Regions from separate parts of the Homo sapiens genome. Here region 1 is linked to region 2. The links are chromatin loops, found by intact Hi-C in ENCODE. Cell type or tissue: Caco-2. All regions are shown on one strand. Each heading gives the region's core, and the rest is flanking DNA. Links, peaks and the distances in the headings are about the cores only.

Region 1 (8,000 bases), core at 1-8,000, 48 kb after region 2:
CTAGAGAGAACTATCTAGATAGCTGGTGGTACTGGTGGATGAACTTAATGGAAGGGGTATCGGGGGAACCTGCCCCCGATTTCACATAGGTTCTTTTCTATTTTCCCTAAGTGTCAGCTGGTTTGAGAAATAAAGGGACAGAGTACAAAACAGAGAAATTTTAAAGCTGGGCATCCGGGGGAGACATCACATGTCAGTAGGTTCCATGATGCCCCTTGAGCCATAAAACCAGCAAGTTTTTATTAGTGATTTTCAAAAGGGGAGGGAGTGTACTAATAGGGTGTGGGTCACAGAGATCACATGCTTCACAAAGTAATAGAATATTACAAGGCAAATGGAGGCAGGGTGAGATCACAGGACCACAGGACCGGGGCAAAATTAAAATTGCTAATGAAGTTTCAGCACGCATTGTCATTGATAACATCTTATCTGGAGACAGGTTTTGAGTGCACACAACTGGTCTGACCAAAATTTTTTAGGTGGGAATTTCCTTGTCCTAATAAGCCTGGGAGCGCTATGGGAGACTGGGGCTTATTTCATTCCTACAGTTTTGACCATAGAAGATGGCCACTCGCCGAAGTGGCCATTTTAGAGGCCTACCCTCAGGGATGCATGCATTCTCTTTCTCAGGGATGTTCCTTGCTGAGAAAAAGAATTCAGGGATATTTCTCCCATTTGCTTTTGAAAGAAGAGAAATATGGCTCTGTTCTGCCTGGCTCACCGGCAGTCAGAGTTTAAGGTTATCTCTCTTATTCCCTAAACATTGCTGTTATCCTGTTCTTTTTTCAAGGTGCCCAGATTTCACATTGTTCAAACACACATGCTCTATAAACAATTTGTGCAGTTAACGCAATCATCACAGGGTCCTGAGGCAACATACATCCTCCTCAGCTTAAGAAAATGACAGGATTAAGAGATTGAAGTAAAGACAGGCATAGGAAATCACAAGGGTATTGACTGGGGAAGTGATAAGTGTCCATGAAATCTTCACAATTTATGTTCAGAGATTGCAGTAAAGACAGGTGTAAGAAATTATAAAAGTATTAATTTGGGGATCTAATAAATGTCCATGAAATCTTCACAATTTATGTTCTTCCACCATGGCATCAGCCGGTCCCTCCGTTTGGGGTCCCTGACTTCCCGCAACAAAGGGGTAATGTGGGAGTGTGTGAGTTTTGGAGGGAAAGTGACACCCAAAACAAGAGTAGGGTGGTCTGGCTGGCTGGACATAGAATAGAAATGGGAGGTCAGGCACCATCGGGGTTGCCAATCTCCTGATCCAGCTGAGAAAGACCTGAGAGTTCCTCAGGCCCAGGTCTGAACATTAGTTGCCAGCCAGGTGCTGCAGTGATGAGGCAGAGGAGCTGGAGAGTGAAGAATGATGTGTGTGTTTGTATCCAGGTCCCAGTGCCATTCACTCAACTGCCATTTTGGAGAGAAGCAGAGGAAATGAAGGAAATTTAACATGCTCAGCTTTCTCAGGAAGCCAGAGTTAACCAAAGATGCTATTTATTTAATGAAGTTTATCGATTAGAATAAATTTGTATTTTTTCCTCTCTTGGTGGGGTAGAGGTCCACAAACAATATCAAGTGTTATAGAAAATAAACAAGCAAAGGGCTTTCTGTGCATAACAAGTGTGGGATGATAAAATTGGCAAGGCTGCTCTATAGGTGTTGTCCATTTACCCTGGGGCCTATGGATGTCATTTACATAACTGAGTTTTTTCATAGCTTCAAAAATTTCTAAGTTGTAAAACCATACAGTGAATTTAGAATGGTAGGCAAGACCACCATCATTTAGCATGGTAGACAAGGCAATATATCACAATTGTATTATTGCCATGTTAAAAGATTTTTGCAGTAAGAAGCTCTGCTCTGTAATTTTGGGGAGTGTAACTTCCTGTGGGGAGATGTTGGGTGCTGCTGGGATTTGGAACTCTCTAAATGGAACCTGAGAAGAGCTGGAGAAGGCTGTGGGGGCTCCTCCTTATTCTCCCACAGTGGACTTGCTGTTTGTCTTCCTCTTTCCACCTCCAAGTTGACTCTTCCCATCTTTTCTGTGTTCTGTGGTCCTTTTTTCCTTGTCAGAACTGCTAAGTGGGTAGACCGAGCCTGGGGACCCCAGAACAAGGACCTCTCAAGATCTTCCAAATCATAGATAACCACAGCTGTCACTGAAGACAGCTCAAAGCCACTTCTTGTGAGAAGAGTACATTTCTTCTATAACACCTGTTCTGAGTCCAAACGAGGATAATCAAAAGTCTGAACAAGCAATTTTCATTTGTTCATTTCAGTTTGTTCTTCAATGCTGCATTGCAAAGCAATGCTCTCCAATTTTTTTGTAAACTAGCATTTCTTTCTTTTAAGTGATTTTAGTTCCTTAAGGAGCCTTGTTTAGCCCAAGATGGAGTTTTCTCCATCTTTGCCCCCTGCCCATTGGCTTCACTTCCCACAAGAGGGGAGCACTCATCCATTCTCTAGACATGAAAATCCCTTTGAAGTGCTGTTTATGCATCTGTCATTCTCACTGTCAAGTTTGAGAATGCAAGTACAGTATTCATTCTGGCCCTGGTTGGTCGGGTGGGCCAGGGTCTGCAGCATGGAGGGTGTGCCTTGATTGGACGCCCTTCCCTGCTGAGTCCCCAAGACCTGTGCCATGGGATCCCAGGATGTGGTTAGAAGCCAGGGAGGTGGCGGGGTCCTGGGGTGGTGAAGAGCATGGAGTTTCTGTGTATTCCCAGCATGGCCTACTCCAGTTTCCCAGTCTTGAAACTGTGAACATTTGGGGCCAGATCATTCTCTGTGGTGGGGCCTGTTCTGTGCACTGTAGGATGTTGAGCAGCAACCTTGGCTTCCACTCACTCAATGCCAGTAGCACCTCCCTGGTTGTGACAACCACAACTATCTCCAGACATGGCTGAGTGTTGTCGTCACATGAGATACCTGGCCTGAGTGAGCAGCTGCTTACCTTCTTGTGTTGTTTTCAAGTCTGGGGAAAGGAGAATTGACCCCCTTGTGGGGATCAAGGCAGATGGATAAGGGGCAAAGATGGGGGAAACCCATGGGCTAAACAAAGCATTCTAAGAAACTATTGTTAACTATTTTTAGGTGTCATGGTTATGTTTTGAAAGGTCTTGTTGGTTGTGTTTAATTCCTTCATTGCGATAAATGTACTGTGTCTGTGTAAGACATTTACAATGGGGGCAACTGGGTGTGGGATGTTGAGAACTCTGCTATCTTTACCACATTTCTATAAAACTAGAATTATTCTAAAATAAAATGTTTATGTATAGAAAAAGAAAGTGCTGACCTTCATGGAGGAATTTCAAACAGCATTGAATCATGAGAGATTGTTGATGAATTTATGCCACTCAAACTTCACACACTGTCCTTCCACCCCATGAAACACAAAGTGTGGAGTAGCTGTTTATAGAGCACAAAGTAACCCACTGTTAACTAAGTGCTGAGAAAGACCCAGGCAAGAAAGAAAGGCAGACATGTTGAAATGCCCCTTTGGAAATTCATGGGAAAAAGAATCACAAATATTTCCCTCTCTACATAGACATCGATGGTAGTGAGGATATAGATAGTTTAAAATATCTTACTGATAAGGATAGCAAAATACATAGAAAAAAATATGAGTTTATGAGCCTGTGATTTTTTTTTATTTCAATAGTTTTTGGGGAGCAGGTGGTGTTTGGTTACATGGATCACTTCTTTAGTGGTGATTTCTGAGATTTTGGTGCACCCATCACCCCAGCATGTACACTGTATCCAATGTATAATCTTTTATCCCTCACCTCCCCCCGACCATTTTCCTGGAGTCCCCAAAGTCCATTGTATCATTCTTATGTCTTTGCATCCTTGTAGATTAGCTCCCACTTATAAGTGAGAACTCATATATAGAGTTGCCAAATGAAATTCAGGATGCCCAGTTAAATTTGAATTTCAGATAAACAACATTTTTTTTTTGGTATAAGTATATTCCTAATATTATGTGCTTGGTTCCTGTCAGCTTCAACACTCCTTTCTCCCTCTTCTGTTAGAATCAATTCACATCAGTTCATTTGCTTAACAAATATTTATTGAAAGCTGCTCTGCGTGCTGTGTTCAGGGTGCTGGGAAGAAGAGTAAACAAAACTAGCAGTTTCCTGCCCTCCTGGCGGAGGCGAGTAAAACAAGCAAATACACGCTCCATGGAATTTCAGGAATGGAAAGAGCATCAAAGAAAATGCAAACACAGAAACAAGAATGACAGGATGGTGGAAACGAAGTGAGGAACGCATAATTCATTTGCGGAGATGTCTGTGAGACGGTGACATTTCAGCAGAAACCAGAACCATGTAAAGTGTAAATCACATGGAGCTCTGGGCAAGTGTGTCCATCTGGTCAGAGGGAATAGCAAGTAAGTCCTAAATCTAATAAAATTCGAAATATTTAAAAGACATTGCCAGTTTTTAGAAGTGGTCTCTTTTGGCCCCCACCTGGCAGTCATTTTTTCATTGTCCATTTTCTGCAACAAATCAGCAGGGAACACAAGGGAACTGGGTAGCAGGCCTTTTCTGCTGCAGCAGGAGATATTTGGGGCAAAGCCCTGCTTGTTCTCATGGGAGAATTTTTTTGTGAAAGCCCCCACTGGATGATAAGAGCCAATATTCTCTGAAGCAGGTTTTATCACCCAGTGGGCTCCCCCATGCAAAACTCAGGTCAGGCAGCTGTGGGATGTGCTACCCTTTAAACAATGGAGAGTCTAGCAGTCAGGCTGCTACACAGTTCAACTCAATTAGTTAGATATGATATTAGCTTTAACATACACAGCTTCTATGAGGCATGTTTCCCCATAAAATACAGAATAAAGAGGCATAGAGTAACAGTGACTTTCTTTTCTTTTTCTTTTTGATGTTCAAAACATTATCCCATTGCTTTGTTAAAAATAGATATAAATGCAAACAAAAATGAACAATAAATATCATTTTGTATCTGTCAAATGAGAAAAATGTTTTAAAATCTTAATATCTAACACTGGTAAGGATGTGCTGATGCAGGCACTGGTGAGAGTAGAATTCTTTTTTCTTATTTACTCTTTTAAATTGAAAAATAAAAATTGTATATATTTATGTTGTACAACATGATGTTCTGAAATATGTATACATTGTGGAAATTCTAAATGAAATTAACTAACATATACATCACCTCACATACTTATCATTTGTTTGCGGTGAGAACACTTAAAATCTACTCTGTTAGCAATTTTCAAGTATATAATGCATTGCTATTAACTATAGTCAACAACCTTATTTTCTTAATCAAAAGTGCTCCACATCCCCTGGCTTCTGGGCCTTTGTGGTTGGCTGTGTACTAATGGTGGCTCACTCCCAGCTTCTGCACTGGATTTTTTCTCTGCCTATTTCAGGTCAGTGCTTTGGAAAGTCTTCCGTCTCTCCTGCAATCTCCACTTTTCCCTCTCTACTGCTAATAGCATAAAAGCATGCTATCACTTTTCTCATCTTTGAAAATGCTCCCTTTGAGCTCATATCATCCTCCAGCTGTTGCATCATTTCTAGGCTTCCCTTCTGTCAAAATTCCTTGAAAACACTATTATACTTGCTGTGTCCAGTATCACTCTTCATCTCTGTAATCTTGTCTGATCAGGCTTCTGGCCTCCCGCTCCATGAAATCACTCTTTATAAGGTTACCATGAGCTCCACACTGCTTAGGTCAAGGGTCAGTCCTTGTCCTCAGCTGTTGATGATAGATCACTTTCTGCTCTTCAGAGCAGCTGGCTTCTGGATACTTTATTCCTGAGTCTTCTCCTACTTCACTCAACACTCTTTCTTGGCTTTCATTGCTGGTGTCTCTTTCCCTTGACTTCTAAACATTGAATGTTCCAGGGTTGAGCTGTCATTCTATCTCTACATGGATTCTGATGTCTTCCAAATTTTGTATTTCCAACCCAGACCTCTTCTCTGAATGCCAGTCTCCCATAGGCAACTACCTATTCTTTAGGTCATCAGCACCACCCATGTCATCTGCCCCCAAACTCTTTTCTCTGTCACCATCACCTTGGTCCAAATCACCATAGTTTCTCATCTAGTTAATTTCAGTAGCTTACTAACTGGTCTCTCTGTCTCTACCTTTGTCCCTGTAAAGTCTGTTGTGGAAAGAGCAATCAGAATGATTCTTCTTTTTTTTTTTTTTTTTTTTTTTTTGAGATGGAGTCTCTTGCTCTGTCGCCCAGGCTGGAGTGCAGTGGCGCGATCTCGGCTCACTGCAAGCTCTGCCTCGCGGGTTCACGCCATTCTCCTGCCTCAGCCTCCCGCAGAGTGATTCTTCTTATGCATCCAGAAAATGTCCTGCCTATGCTTAAAATGCCAACTTTTCTCCATCTCATTCAGAGTGAAAGTCCAAGCCTGAGGCTGCCAAGGCCTTCCACCCTCCGGCCTCTTGTTCCTCCCCACTCCCCAACCCCTGGCTCACTTGTCTCAGTCACACTGGTTTCCTTGCTGTTTCTCACCAGTCAGCTCTTGCAGCTGACATCCCCTCCCTGCTTGGATTTGTCTTTCTTCAGATTGAAGTGACTCTCATCTCCCTAAGCTGTCTGCTTAGATGTCATCCACATGTGAAGCCTCCTTGGCCACTCCACTTAAAATGGTCTCCGCATGTATCTCAGTGTGCTATATCCCTTTTCCGGGCTTTATTCCCTCCTAACACTCCCAAGCCTGCCACACTCCAATGTGTATATAGGATGCGTGGATTTGTCTCTCCTTCATGTCCCAATCCTGTAACAAGTAAACTTCCTGAGGTCAAGGATTTTTGTTTTCTTCACAACAATATCCTTAGCACTCAGAAGGATACCCTGCATATCTTTATTGAATGGGAAGAAGAAATTAGGTTTTATCTTGTTATGTGGTAAGCCAAAGGCGCAAAATAATTAGAGTCAGGAATTAATCTGGTTGTCTTTAAAGAATGGCTTTTCAGGAGTCAATTGCTTTTCCTGTTTATGCTAATGGTTTATGAAGATTCTATTATAAATCATACTGCGAACATCATTCTAGAAATAATGATAATTTAAGTAAATGGATATAATAAAGAATGCTAATAGAGGCATAGTTTTCATTTGAAGTAATGATTATAATTATTGAAATTCCATTTGTACATTTTCATGTGTTGAAACAAATTAAATAGAAAATTTATAACAACGTAACTTTTATATAATAATGTGTTACATGCATAATGAAGTATTTAACTTTATCATCATTGCAAGTATTTTTCAGGAAGATTCTTCTAGTAAAAGTAAATTGAAATCTTGAGAGCTGTAGAAGCCAGAGAAATAATAGATGGGCTAATATTGCCCTCTGGTGGAAATATTGAGACATGACAGATTGGATCATTTATTAAAGACCATGCCTTTAGCCCAGAGAAAGCCCAGGAATTGAAAGTTTCCACTCTATTATGTGATCTTACAGTGTTGTGTTAAATTTTTTAATTTAATATTTAAAACCTGAATTATATTAGATAGAAGGCTTGAATAAGCAATGTACAAAAAATACATGATCAATCAACTTCTGGAAAAAGTGTTCAAATTTCATTAGCAATACAAAAATACAAAGTAAGAAAAGACTGATGTACTGTTTCATCTCTCAAATCAGCAGAAAGTTTGAAAACAAAGGGATAGTGTGAGCAAAAGGGCGTTCATATGGTTTGTAGGGACATAAAATGCTACTGCGTTCTCAATCTGGGGTTGTTTTGGTCGGAAGGCTCCGAAGATGCATAAAAATTTGAACATATTTGCCCTTTCCTGAGAAGAGATGCAAAATCCATCAGATTCTCAAAGGGATTCATTCTCTCAAATGTTAAGAACAAATGTTTAAATTATTTGGGAGAATAATTTGGCAAAATGTGCAAGAAAGTTATGCGTATGTGTATTCCAATATTGTTTTGAATGCTTAATCACTATAAACCACCTAAATATTCAACAGTGGGACATTTGAAATAAATCA
Region 2 (14,228 bases), core at 2,502-10,501:
CCATAGTTCTGAAAGACTTGTTCTCTCTTTACCTGGGCATGATGGCCTGGAAATTTCTCTTACCTTACTTCTCCCCAACACTTTCACTCTTCAAACGGTATTAACTTTGGGGAACTAGTTCTTAATTATTTACCACACAATTCTCTGGAAGACTGTAAGAATCCAGGACAAAGCTAGAGGAAGAGACCAAAAGCAAACTAATTCTCTGGAAGACTACAAGAATCCAGGACAAAGCTAGAGGAAGAGGCCAAAAGTAAACTGAAAGCCCAGGCTGATGATTTCTTTGAGCAATTTTTGTTATTATAATGCAGTGATTTACATAGGTTGTAATTCGCGAGAGCAGGTGTTGGGTTCTGTCTTCCTTATGCTTACTTGGAAGGCCTTTGTGCTGATATACTATTTTTTTCTGATGAAACAACAGCAAATATAGGCAGCAAAATAATCTTGGTGGTTGAAGCTAATGGCAAGGGGAAACCAAAGCTTCCCAGGGGAAGAGAGAAATTAACTGGGAGCTGGTAGTCCTTTTGGCGAGTTACAGTGGCCAGGTTTGTATGTGATTTTACATTTTTCTAATTGCATGATCTTAATTCCTAGTCTGATCTCACTATTTAAAATTGTAGCTCGTTCTTTTCTCTGTTTTATGTTTCTTCAGAGCCCTTATCTACATTATGTAATTTACTTATTATTATTAATGTTTGACATCTTGGGAATTTTTGTCTATTTTGTTTATTACTTATCCAGGGCCTAGAAGTGACCTGGTACAGGGTAGGTGTGCAATAATTCATTTATCTTTTTTAAAATCTGTTGAATAAATGAATTATTAATCCTGATGAAAGCAATATTTTAAAAGTAACTATAATCAAGTTTTTTCCTACATGTATTGATTTTATAAACAAATGGCTGGGCCGGGTGCAGTGGCTCACGTCTATAATCCCAGCACTTTAGGAGGCCAAGGTGGGTGGATTACCTGATGTCAGGAGTTTGAGACCAGCCTGGCCAACATAGTGAAACCCCATCTCTACTAAAATACAAGAAAATTTAGCTGGGCGTGGTGGCAGACGCCTGTAATCCCAGCTACTGGGGAGGCTGAGGCAGGACAATCACTTGAACCTGGGAGGCGGAGGTCACAGTGAGCTGAGATCACGCCATTGCACTCCAGCCTGGGCAAAAAGAGTGAAACTCTGTCTCAAAATAAATAAATCAATAAAAATAAAATAAATAAATTGCTGGACATTAAAAATTATTTTATATAAATCTTTTAATTAGAGAAAATATTACAGTGGACTTCTACAAAAGCTTTCATGGTCAAAACCCACACAAATCAGCATGATATGCTCCTCAAAAACATACACATGAAAGAATAAGCCTGTGCTGGTGAGAATGGAAAATCTTGAGGTTTCCTGAAGCCGGTAGACTTAAATCCCTAAAGCTAAGGGTATGGTTTGTTTCAGTGAACTAATAACTGTCTGGCAGCAAGGCTGAGGCTGCTTGCCACCCCCATGACACTCTGAGGCTCACTAGTTTTATATTTCCATTTCTGGACGAAGCATTATCATTTGATTTCATGGTTCTTAGTACAGGATCAGGCAGCTTGTGGGAACTCAAAACATAAAAGATGAATAGAGGAACATATTAATTATTTGGGAGAGTCTCCTGCATTTGAGGTTGTCGTAATCACAGCAGATGCTTTCTGACAATGACATGTTAGTATGCTGTGAAGACTTCAGTGGCTGCTCCAGCTTTTCCTCTTCCCAAGACTCTCTGGCTTTTAGGGCCAGTCTAGTGTAGGCAAAACTGGGTTAATCTGAGTAGAAGGCAAGTACACTTTTGGCTGAGATCCAGGTACCTTCCTCTCTCACCCAATGTGGGCCTGAACAAACTCAACCGCTGGCCTGAATCACTGATAAAGGACTAGACATATCTAGAAGTAGGAGGAACAAGTGGCCTCACAGGTCCTGGATTAATATAACGAATTGATGAGTCCAAAAAGATATAGCATTGCAAGCAAATTCTTTGTAGGACTATACTAATGACATTTGACTTAATTCTAAGTGGAGAAAAGTTTGGGCAGGCATGTAAACATATGTGAATCACATAGCTGTGTGACACCTGTGAAATTCTTAAATATTTCATATATTTTAATGTGGTCATTGGGGAAAAGCCTCACATAAACTATTGGTCAAATGGCACATGCGGATTCAGCAACTCTAAGTTTTAAACCCATTTGTTCTTTTAATACTCTGGAAAATTTTTTTAAACCGGCTTTATTGAGATAAAACTCACCATACAATTTACCTACTTAAAGTACACAATTCAGTGGTTTTTAGTATATTTACAGTATTGCAACCATCATGACAGTCAATTTTAGACCATTTGCATCACCCCAAGAAGACACACTGTACCCTTTAGTCACTCCCGTTTTCTCCCTAATCTTACCTTCTTTTTTTTTTTTTTTGAGACGGAGTCTCGCTCTGTCGCCCAGGCTGGAGTGCAGTGGCGGGATCTCGGCTCACTGCAAGCTCCGCCTCCCGGGTTCACGCCATTCTCCTGCCTCAGCCTCCCAAGTAGCTGGGACTACAGGCGCCCGCCACTACGCCCGGCTAATTTTTTGTATTTTTAGTAGAGACGGGGTTTCACCGTTTTAGCCGGGATGGTCTCGATCTCCTGACCTCGTGATCCGCCCGCCTCGGCCTCCCAAAGTGCTGGGATTACAGGCGTGAGCCACCGCGCCCGGCCCCTAATCTTACCTTCTACTGCAGCCTCAGGAAACAACTAATCTACTTTCTCTATAGATTTGCCTATTGTGGATATGTTATGTAAATAAATCATATAGTATGTGGTCTTCTTTCACTTAACGTAATCTCTTCAATGTTCATCCATGTTGTAGTATGTATCAGCCACATGATTTTCATTGCTGAATAATATTTTATCATTTCATTCCATACTACATTTTATTTATCCATTCATCATTCAATAAACAACTTGGGTTGTTTCAATCAGCTTCTTTGGGTGTTATGAGTAATGCCACTATGAACATTTGTGTACAGTTCTTGAACGGACATAAGTTTTCAATTCTCTTGAATATATGCCTAGGAGTGGAATTGCTTGATTATGTGGTAACTCTATTCTCAACTTTTTGAGGAACGATCAAACTCTCTTCTATAGCGATTGCACCATTTTCCATCCCCACCAGCAATACCAGCAATATATGACAGTTCAATTTTCTCTACATCTTCTCTAACACTTGCTATTATCTCTTTCTTTCTTTCTTTCTCTTTCTTTTTCTTCTTTCTTTCTTTTCTTTCTTTCTTTCTTTCTTTCTTTCTCTTTCTTTCTTTCTTTCTTTCTTTCTTTCTTTCTTTCTCTTTCTTTCTCTCTCTGTCTCTCTTTCTTTCCTTTTTTTTTTTTTTTTTTTTTTTTTGTGATAGCCATTCCGGTTGGTGTGAAGTGGGATTGTACTGTGGTTTTGATTTGATTTTCATTTCCCCAACCACTAATGGCTAGTAAACACCTTCTCATGTGTAAATTGGCTGTTTCTACCTGCTCTTTGGAGAAATGTCTATTCAAATTTTTTTGTCCACTTTTAAATGAGTTGTGTTCTTGTTGTTGAGTTCTTCATTTTCTGTCTTAAGAGTGGAGGATGGTTGGAGGAAGAGAGCCTCAGAACTCTCAGTTGCTCTTATCTAGAATAGAGCTCTGAAACACAAAGCTGGGGATGATGAGTAATGCTGGTGGCCTGCTTCTCTCAGGGTATACTGTAGACGAGGATCTAGGTTGAGAGGGGGCCCTGCGTTAGTGGCTGCACCCATCCTTACTGGAACATCATCACACTCAACTGGAGAGGGTGGGGAAATATATTGTGGTTCAAGCATCACAATTGTTTGCAGTTCTTACTGAAATATAAGAGATTGTCTTGAATAAATATTTTCTTCGTGCTGTATGTCCTTAGGACAATTACCAGGAACTTTAAATGGTTATTTATCTATAATTTTCACCAGTTATTGTTGTTTTTAGGGAGTGGATTTGAAAAGCTCTTCACATCACCATTCTGGAAGTGAGTCCCATTTGGATCATTTTTTATGAATATTTTGTTTCTTTTATACTTGGTGGTAAGATAGTGGCAAAACTCTCTTTATAATTAGCATAGTAGAGATAGAATTGCTGTACAATTATAAAGGGCAGTTTTTATAAAAGTATTTGCAAATTTACAGTGAATTAAGAAAACCAATGAGAGTTGAGGACTGGTTGATTTTCAACTTCAAATCGACTTTCAACTTCAAATCTAGTCGAATTCTAGAATGACCATGCTTTGTTTTGACAAATAATTTTTAATTTATTATCATTAAATAGTTGTAAATAAATATCTGGATAATGAGAGTGACAGTACATTTCATACTACAGCTTGTTGGTTTTGGTCTAGTTATCTATGTACAAAGCCTTCACAGCCCTTGAGAAAGTCACCGAAATGACCTGTTTTAAACAGCATAGGAATAATTCAGATGTGGAAATCAAGTTATTAAAAATTCAACACTTTTATGTATACATTTTAGAATTTCACTAGCAAAAATTACCATGTCTTTCTTAATTTTTGTCTAATTCAAAATAAGTACTGCACCACAAAATCTTTTTGAAAAACAATTTTCCCAACTCCCCTGATGCAGTTATTTGGACTTTGGGGCTAGTTCTTACATTTAACAATTCTTCAAACTCCTTATGTGATTGTGGACTGGGCTCATATGTGAATTGCCAACCAGTTGAATGTCACTTTAGTTGAAACAAATCTGGAGTCCAACTCATATTTAAAATGCTACTCTAAACATTTCCCCACCTTCTTCATCCCCATGGCAAAGTTAACTATTTAGCTAACTCTAGCTGGCTGTCTTTTGGTGAAGAAGTTTGGTTACTTATAAAGGATGACTTAAGTATCTTTGAGAAAATACATACTGCTTAATACTTACAAGAGAATGTTAAAATGTATTCCTTGTTGGAAATTCTTCACTTTTTGGCAGGTGACTTGTGTGTACTATTGCCTAAAGTACAGTAGTTTAAGTAGCTTATGGGCAGAGAGGGATTGTATAGGAGCACGGAACTAGGTAAAGATGAATATTTAAGAAGGAAACCAAGCACAACCCAATGATATTTTCCTGAGTCGTTAATGGACTACACGAAGGTAAATAGTGAAAATAGTAAAGAAATTTTCTCTTCTTTTAGTTTGGAAAGTTTCAGTGTTAAAGTTTGGCTTCTACTGAGTGAAACATCTTAGTTTCCCACATAGTGAAAGGTAAATGGAAAAATCCATCAATTCTGAAAATTGTAATGCAGTTAAATAATAAACTGATAAATTGCATTAAAGCTCAGTATTAATTTTTTCCTCCTATAGAGACAGGAATTCTATCCTACTAAAGCTACTTAACAGTTCAAGTAGGTATTTTGGAAGATGCTTACCTCCCAGTTGGGTGTATCTCCCTGCGGCTTAGGTGAGCGCCGAGGCTTTGGCTCCTCCCCAGCTGCTGCGAGCTTCCCACTGCGCCGGGCGCCTGGGAGCCTCCCGGAGTTAGGTGTTCGGCCCCGCCCTCAGGACTCTTGCTAAAACTCAAATTCTACCTGGCTAATTCCGGTGATTAATTATTGACAAAAGGAAAACACTCCTACGCAAACTTGTGTCCAACCGCACTGCTCCCAGCGACTCCTTCCAGAAGAGAATGCCTGCTGCAACACTCCCCTCCCCCCCTTGCTCTATGGTCCCAACTTCTCATACGCTGCCACTCTTAGTCCTGGGCGATCAGACTGGTCCTCGGAGGAATGCAGCCCAACGACTTCTACATTTTAAAATCTGGTTTTCTGCAGCTCGTTCGCAGTTCTCCAGGGACCAGCCTCTCGAGAGGGGGCGCTTTCCCGGTGCAGGGGAAGCCGGGGCTCCGAGAGCAACAGAGGCGGCTGAGGCGTCGCTGTCACCTCCGGCTGCTGCAGTAAAACCCCGAGCCGAGGCGGGGACGGGGAGGAGGGGATAGGGAGGCGCCCTCCCCCGCTCTGGGGCTGGGATCCCCGACTCTACTGAAGGGGCACGTCCTTTGGCGGTGGTAGAGGGGCGGGCGGATAAACAGGAGGTAGAAGGTGGGAGCTCTGGGGCTTTAGCCTAAGCTGCGTTAAAGCGCTCAGGGAAAGCCCGCGCCCAGCATCCATCGGGCTGCAGACTTTGGCAAGGGGGCGAAGAAGCCCGGGTGTAAGCGCAGCAGGACTGCGTCTGAAACTCGGCATCAGGCTGCTAAGTGAGCCCAGGGCTCGGGCTGGGGCAGCGGGCGGCCAAGCAAGCATCCCACCCCATTTATTTGTCAAAAACCGAAGAAAGCAAAGCCTTTTAGCACTGGCAGCTAATTTTGGTGCCTCTGAACGTGTGAAACGCCCCTCCCCGCCCCACTCGCATCCTGCCACCTTGCCCGCGGTAGCTAGGAGGTTAATCGTTAAAAAGGTGGACTCCCCCAGGGAAATAGATGAAAGGATCGTGCCCGGAGAACTTGTGTGTGCCCACTCACAAGTGCAGAGAATTAATCTCGGCCCGGACTGCGGCAGGAGGGCAAACTGGGGAAAGAAGGCTGGGAGGCGGCCCGGTGGTGCAGAGACGCGCGGCGCCTGCTCCCGCGGCTCCCGGGGCTGGCGTGCCCTGCGCTTACGCTCCGCGCTCGAATATCTTCCCCGGAGGGCTCGGGACCAGCGCGAGCACCTTCCCTGGAAGCCCACATCCATCACCCAGCGATCTCCTCTCCATCGAGAGCAGGGCTTGCTGAGAGTGGCGGAGGACCTTGAAGGCTCCCGGTTCTGTATCTCCGTGGCCGAGACGCTTTCTGCTCGAGGCCCAGGGGAGTCCGGGAGCGAAAGCCTCTTTTGATGAATGAGCATTTGGGCAGTATCTGCCCATCAGCCCCCACTGCCGAAGGAGGAGACACTGCACATGCTCGGCCAGGGCTGATTGTGTTAAAGCGCGAATTTTAGCTGCTGGCAGGTCTCTGCTCATCCTCACAACGCGCTTTCAGCGGGTTCCACACTGCCAGGGCTATTACGAAGAGGGAGGCTCACGTTATTGGGCGGTGGTGTCTCCATGCAGGAGGGAGGATGTCCCCAGAGGAAGCTAAAGGTAGATGGGGGCAGGGAAGGGAACCAATAGAAACAGAGCACCTGCTTGGGCCCGTGTTAGCCATTTTACGTAGTTATCATTTCCTTCTGCTCCCGTGTCTAAATAGCAGCAACCACTGCTAGTGTTATTTATTTCTTTATCACTTTATGTTGGTCACATTCCTTATCTTTTGGCTTCTCGCGACACACCTTGCAATATTGGCAGGGTAGATATGACCACTCAGGGCATGTAGATCAGGAAATAGAAACCCTAAGAAAGGACTTGGCGGGGACTACCAAGGCCATGTTGGTGAGGCCAATTCTATTTACACTGGTAAATCTTATTTTTCATTATCTATTTACCCCCACTTAGTTGTGACACTCCACCCTCCATACTGTGATTGCACATTTGTGGAAATATAGAAATAGACCTTCTTGGCAAAGGTTTGTGAAATGGATATGAGACCTTGCAACTACTCCAACTGGAGGTTGGGGGAAACTGGCACAGCTGGCAGATGTATTCAGACCATTAAAAATAATCTTAAATAACATACACGTATTATAACCACACACAGGAACATCTTTATGAATATCTTAGCACCTCCAAACGGAGAATACATATTAACATGTTTTCCATACAACTATAGAACATTCTCGAAACTTAACTAGATCACAAACTATAGGTCAACACTTTTATTTTTATTTTTATTTTGGAGACAGGGTCTCACTCTGTCGCCCAGGTTGGAGCGGAGAGGCACAGTCACAGCTCACTGCAGTCTCAGCCTCCTGGGCTCAAGTGATCCTCCCGCCTCAGCCTCCTGTGTAGGTGAGACTACAGGCACGTGCCAGTACACCCAGCTATTTTTTAAATTCCTTAGAGAAGGGGTCTCATTTTGATGTCCAGGCTTAGGTCAACACATTTTAAAAGGCAGAAGTCATACAGACCACATCATCCATCAAAATACAATAAGGATAAAATTAACAACAAACATTTACCCTGATTGATATACTATTGGAAATTTAAAGATGCTTTGAATCTGTATTAAAAAGCACAAATGGGAAAATTACAAACTCTTTAGGAACAGAAGAAAAACAAAAACCCTACATAACAAAATTGAGAGAATACAGAAAAGCCAAACAATCTATGAAATTACACACTAAGTGTCTTTATTGCAAAACAATGTACAAGGAGACTTAGAAAAAATTGTGAAAGAATTATGTTAACTAATAAAGATAACAGCAGAAAATAATAAAGTAGGAAAGTAAAAAACAAAAACAAAAATGAAAAAGGAGACTTGATCAAGAAAAGAAAAAAATATTCTCTGGAAAGATCAAGAAATAAATCTAGAAAAGATCAGGAAGCAGAGAAGATACAGATAACATTAGGAAAGAAAGGTGGCATACAACCACAGATAAGGAAGATATTAAAAAATTTAAAAAGCACCTCAATTGATATTTTTTTGTGCATGAGATGGCATCTTCTTTTGTTCTGATTACTGGAACTTGTGAGATAATAATTAGTTAGCACTACAGCTTGTGCAGAGGTGAATGAAATTTGAAGAACCAGGCAGAATTGTTAAGAATATAATAGTGTAAGAACATAAAGTAATGATAATTGTATCAACTGATCATTTTGAACCAGGCCTTTCATCATCAGTATCCTAAAGTTTCTATCGCATAACTAAAAAACACACTGCTGGAGTAGAAAACTTTCAAAAGTAATCATCACTAGTGTGTATTCCCCTAGGTAACCTGAGATGTTTGGAGACAGATATTATTGGGAAAGGAATGGGTCCACTTTGTAAAACTGTGTTTAGGTTTTTTTGGGATGTCTCTGGAGTCTACAATATCAGGAAGAAGAAAGGAGTTGATGGGAGAATCCACTTAAAATGACCCATAGTCAGCTACCCAATCTTTCATGCATTTGCTGAGAGTAATCTTACTTTTAGCAGATGAAAATTCAAGGATAAAATGTGAGTTTTTCTAAAGCTTCCAAACCTGACCATGGTGAAAAGAATATGGACTTTGAAGAAAAACAGCTCTGGATTCAAGTCCTAGCTCTTTCTACTAATCAGTTCTGTAGTCTGAGACAATTAGCTGTATCAGTATACTTGGTTTTCCCAATTATAAAGTAGGAATAATATTGACTTCATAGGGTTCTTTTGAAAATTAAATGAAATGTCATTTACAAAGTACTCATCATATGGTTCCTGCTGAACCCCGAACCCCATTCTGCCTTTCTTTATTGCCATCTTTTAGTAACTTCTCTTCTGGCTATTCACATTCCTTCCATTTTGTCACTGGGATGTTACCCCTTCTTCCCTTCCTTTCAGTAAACCATGCGCCTACTCCATGACTTACCAGCAATCAGAGAAATCCAAGTATCATTACTGAGTACCCTTGGGTTGCTTTGGAAAGATCCTCTTAAATCTAAAAATAACTTAGCCCCTTTTCTACAAGGTGTAAATGGCAAAAATGAGGCCTGCTTCTTCTTTCTTTCCTTCCTTCCTGCCTGCTCCCCCCTTTATTTTTGCTTACCACATTTTTTTTGAGTTCCTATGAAACTATGCATGAGCTACATTCCCCAACTCACTGATTCCTGTTTAACAAGTATGCATACGCTTAGACTGAAGTCTTTCACTGGGGAAAGACCCTAATCTTGAAACACTTGTAAAATTTAATGTTAGAATAAAGACCATATTATTAATGATCAGTAATGACAATCAGTAGTTTATTCTAAAAATTGGAAAAACAGCATTCCATTAAGGGACTTAATGTTGATGTCCCCATTAATCACTAACAAAAATAAGAGATTTATCAGAATAGGCACAAGTTTTTCCCTTAAAAAGCCTGTCCCCATCTACCACTATAGAGCTGAGGAGTAGCAATAAGACCAGTTTAACAAAAGATTTTCTGCATCATTTATTCTAAAGCAGTCTTTTAAAAACATTATTTCTATATTACATTATTATTACATACAACATCCATTTTGGTGTAGCTATATCTATTTGGGCAAGACAAAGAAGACAATGGAAAGTCAACAGAGTTAAGAGAAAAGAGTGAGGCTCCACTTAATTGTATTAGGTAATATCCTGGCTTAGCAACTCTTATCCTCTTTTATTGATCTCATTTTCAGAGGGGAAAAAAGAAATAAAATGAGTAATCCATGAGGATATTTGAAAGTATAAACAGAAATTTGAGGCAAATTTTATTTACTTTTTTTTGGTTTGCTTTCATAAGGTGCAGATTAACCCTTGCTTATTTCTTTTAAACCTTGTTATATTAACACTATTTATTTATTTTTTATGCCCTAAAGATACTACTACTCCCCCAGAGTAGAACTCTTCCTAACATTCAGTAGAATTTGAAGGGTATTTGAGGGAATTGTCATATGTTAATGGAGTTTACATGTTCTAACAGCAAGTAGCTATGCCCCTCTGGTATACTAGCTAACTTCTTAACCATTTTTAAATGTCCAGTGCAGTGGTATTAAATACATTCATAACAGTCTGCAACCATTACCACCACCTCTCTCCATAATTCTTTTCATCTTATAAAACTGAAATTCTGTACCCATTAAACAACAACTCCCCATTCCTCCCTCCATGCAGCCCCTGGCAACCACCTATTCTACTTTCTATCTCTATGATTTTAACTACTCTAACTGTTTCATATAAGTGTACTCATACAGTATTTGTGTGGCTGGGTATTTCACTAGAAAACTGTTCTCAAAGTTTATCCATGTTGTAGCACAGGGATCCCCAATCCCTGGCCCTGGACCAGTACCTATCTGTGGCCTGTTAGGAACTGGGCTGCACAGCAGGAGGTGAATGGTGGGCGAGCATTATCACTGGAACTCTGCCTCCCATCATCAGATCATCATCAGCATTCGATTATCATTGGAGTGCAAACCCTATTGTGAACTGCGCATGTGAGGGATCTAGAATGCATACTCCTTATGAGACTCTAACTAATGCCTGATGGTCTGAGGTAGAACAGTTTCATCCTGAAACCATTCCTCCCCTCCCCACCTCCCTGTCTGTGGAAACATTGTCTTCCATGAAACAGGTTCCTTGTGCCAAAAAGGTTAGGGACCATTGTTACAGCCTATGTCAGAATTTCCTTCCTTTTTAAGGCAATATTCCATTATATGTATACGACATTTTGCTTGTCCATTCATCTATTGCTGGGCATTATGTTGCACTCTTATGCTCAGTGATGCATCAGTAAATGAATTGGTTACCTGGAGTTAGAGGTTGTTCCAGGTACCTACATAACTGGACCATATCATGGTTAAACCTAAGATCTTGAATAAATTACTGGAATACATTTATCAATAAAGGAACGAATCTCACTTTCCTTCTGGCTGGTATAAGGAAAGCCCCATTAATAATCTTATAGTTATCCTTTTTTTTCCCTCAGAATAAGTAGGCAATTTTTTCTCTGTAAAATGGAAAATATTTTTCCCTTCACTGCTATATTGTTACAAAGATGCATGTGATATCCCCCATTACTATCAATTCTTTTGCTTTAGTTTTCCTGTACCAAAATAGAATTTTATTTTCTTCATTAATTAGTCCTTTGGATTAAAGGAAACAAAACAGACAGGGTGCAGTGGCTCACGCCTGTAATCCCAGCACTTTGGGAGGCCGAGGTGGGCGGATCACCTGAGGTTGGGAGTTCAAGACCAGCCTGACCAAGATGGAGAAATCTTGTCTCTACTAAAAATACAAAATTAGCCGGGTGTGGTGGTGCATGCTTGTAATCCCAGCTACTCAGAAGGCTGAGGCAGAAGAATTGCTTGAACCCGGGAGACGGAGGTTGCGGTGAGCTGAGATCGCACCATTGCACTCCAGGCAGGGCAATAAGAGCACAACTCCATCTCAAAAAAAAAAGAAACAAAACAGGAAAGTGGTAGTGACTTGAGTGTTTTAACTCTGTCAAGCTCAAAAGAAGATGAATAATAATGATACAGACAATAATGATGATAATGACTATCAGTTATTAAACTACTATCACAAAATTTTCACAAATAATCTTACAGCAAGTTTGGAGGGTAGGAGCTTTGTATCTCATTTTGTAGACCAAGAATCAGAGAGGTTGGAACCCTTCTAAAGTGACACAACTTTACGAGTTGGATACCAAAGACTTTTTTGTTGTTGTTGTTTTTGCTGTTTTTTCTACCCTTTACTATGTTAACTCACTTTAAATTATTTCTCCATGACTACTCATATATCACTTCTCCTGATATTTTTCTCAGAGAAGATGGTTGTGCTGTGCTAGTTAAAAGAATAGATGTTGGAGCCAGACCTACCAGATTTAAATCCTAGCTTTATCACTTAACTGTATGAATGAGGGCAACTTACTTAAACTCTCCTCAGCCTCAATTTCCTTATCTGCCATGAAGGATAAAAACAGTATTGAATTATTTTAGTTAGTATATCTAAGCCATTTAGAAGAGTAGGTGGCATTGAGCAAATGCCCTGTAAGCGTTCACTACTATTGTTTTGAGAGTTTGAGATAACACAGGTAAAGCAGTTAGGGCAGTATCTGGCCCCTAGAAAATGCTTAATGCTTCTATTTTACTTTTAAGTATGTTTTATTTATATAATAATAGTTTTAAAGTAGTTTTTCAGGAATACAATCAGCATCTTCTTCCTTCCCTCTCCCCTTCCCTCTGTCACTCCCTTTCTCCCCTTCTCTCTCCCTTTTGTCTTTCCTACCTCCCCTTTTGTGACAAGTGGCTATGACTTATTCAATTTGTGTGTGTGTGTGTGTGTGTGTGTGTGTGTGTGTGTGTGTGTGTGTGTGTGTATTTGAGATGGAGTCTTGCTCTATCTCCCAGGCTGGAGTCAGTGACACAATCTCGGCTCACTGCAACCTCTGTCTCCTGGGTTCAAGTGATTCTCGTGCCTCAACCTCCCAAGTAGCTGGGATTACAGGATTGCACCACCACACCCGCCTAATTTTTGTATTTTTAGTAGAGACAGGGTTTCATCATGTTGGCCAGGCTTGTCTCTAACTCCTGACCTCATGTGATCCACCTGCCTTGTCTGCCAAAGTACTGGGATTACAGGCATGAGCCACTGGGCCCAGCCTGCAATTGTGTTTTCTATGAACTATTTTTCAGTGAAATCCATTTATTTACCCTAATGTTCCAGACCAACAGAAAATACATTTACTTCAACATCACATATTCAGAGGCAGAACACTGCATTTCCCCCATCTCGTTAAAAGACTTTTACTAAAACAGTGGTTGATAAAAAAGAATCTTAAGGTTTTGAAAGTAGAGATTAGTTTAAAAAGAAAAAAATTCCAATTTATGAGAAAGAGAGATATTAATGATAATGACAGAACTCTCTATATTTGAACTACAGATTAAGTTGAAAGTGGCCGCAATTTTGATGATCCAACCATTTTACTTTGCGTTTTGACACGTGACCGTGTCTCTGCTCAGAACAAACTTACTTTGCCTGTCCTTGCTGAGAGATTTATTGCTTCATTGAAGGCTTTTGATTTAGCAACCATCTTCCCTAACTAGTTTTCTTATCTTGAATCACTTGGAGTAAGACTCTTCAGGTATGATGAATAGCTGTATAATGAGATGGAGAAGAAGCCGCCCCATCATTTTATATTTCCACTGGGTGAGTTGTCACTCACCTCCAGCAAAACATCTTTCTCCCTTATGTATTATGAAAATTCATAGCAACTCTAGCGTAGTGACATTTTGCTGTGGAGAATTTGGCATTCGTTGTGAAGGTATTATTTTAATTTCTGTCAAATTAAACTTTCAGGTCAGGGTTGCTATTAGGGATGAAAAGAGCAAATCCAGAATGAAAGTAAGAAGTAAGAAGATAAGGCAACAAGACAATTCAGATGTCAAGATTAAACAACAGGAAAAGAAGCCCATGGAAACAGAGTGGCAACTGGAAGTAAAACCATGGTCTTTCATGGATAGTTCTGTCCCAGTCTTCATCTCATCTAGTGATCTGTACTTTAAATTTATTTGATGACTTGGTGGGAGGATTCGGGGAGGTTAGAGAAGCATCTCAGTGGTTTTAAGTACATTCACAGGGTTGTGCAACCATCATCACTATCTAAGTCTACAACATTTTCAT

What was found. A loop is a pair of places that touch in the nucleus more often than their neighbours do. Peaks named below come from ENCODE experiments on the same cell type or tissue, not always from the same donor. Only the 100,000 strongest peaks of a DNase experiment are listed, where the experiment ranks them.
Region 1: a loop joins it to region 2, with 5 times the contacts of the local background. A loop is called at or near these places in 2 of 110 quality-filtered maps.

What each region holds. Positions count from the first base shown.
Region 1 is chr3:161,416,758-161,424,757 of GRCh38, forward strand. No RefSeq gene overlaps it. Among named protein-coding and RNA genes, the nearest start is that of LINC02067, 5.7 kb to the right of the region's middle. RefSeq lists an enhancer at 3,893-4,541. In Caco-2, for the core only: CTCF peaks have their summits at 4,164, 4,366 and 7,356 (motif pointing left); a DNase peak (open chromatin) is centred at 4,154; H3K4me3 peaks cover 206 bases.
Region 2 is chr3:161,365,990-161,380,217 of GRCh38, forward strand. SPTSSB (serine palmitoyltransferase small subunit B) reads right to left here and starts at 5,528. Exons shown (of 3, transcript NM_001040100.2): 1 at 5,446-5,528. LOC107986150 (a long non-coding RNA gene) reads left to right here and starts at 12,988. Exons shown (of 3, transcript XR_007096152.1): 1 at 12,988-14,228. RefSeq lists enhancers at 5,001-5,555, 5,556-6,110. In Caco-2, for the core only: no CTCF peak of the experiment used is centred there; DNase peaks (open chromatin) are centred at 5,722 and 7,072; H3K4me3 peaks cover 3,346 bases.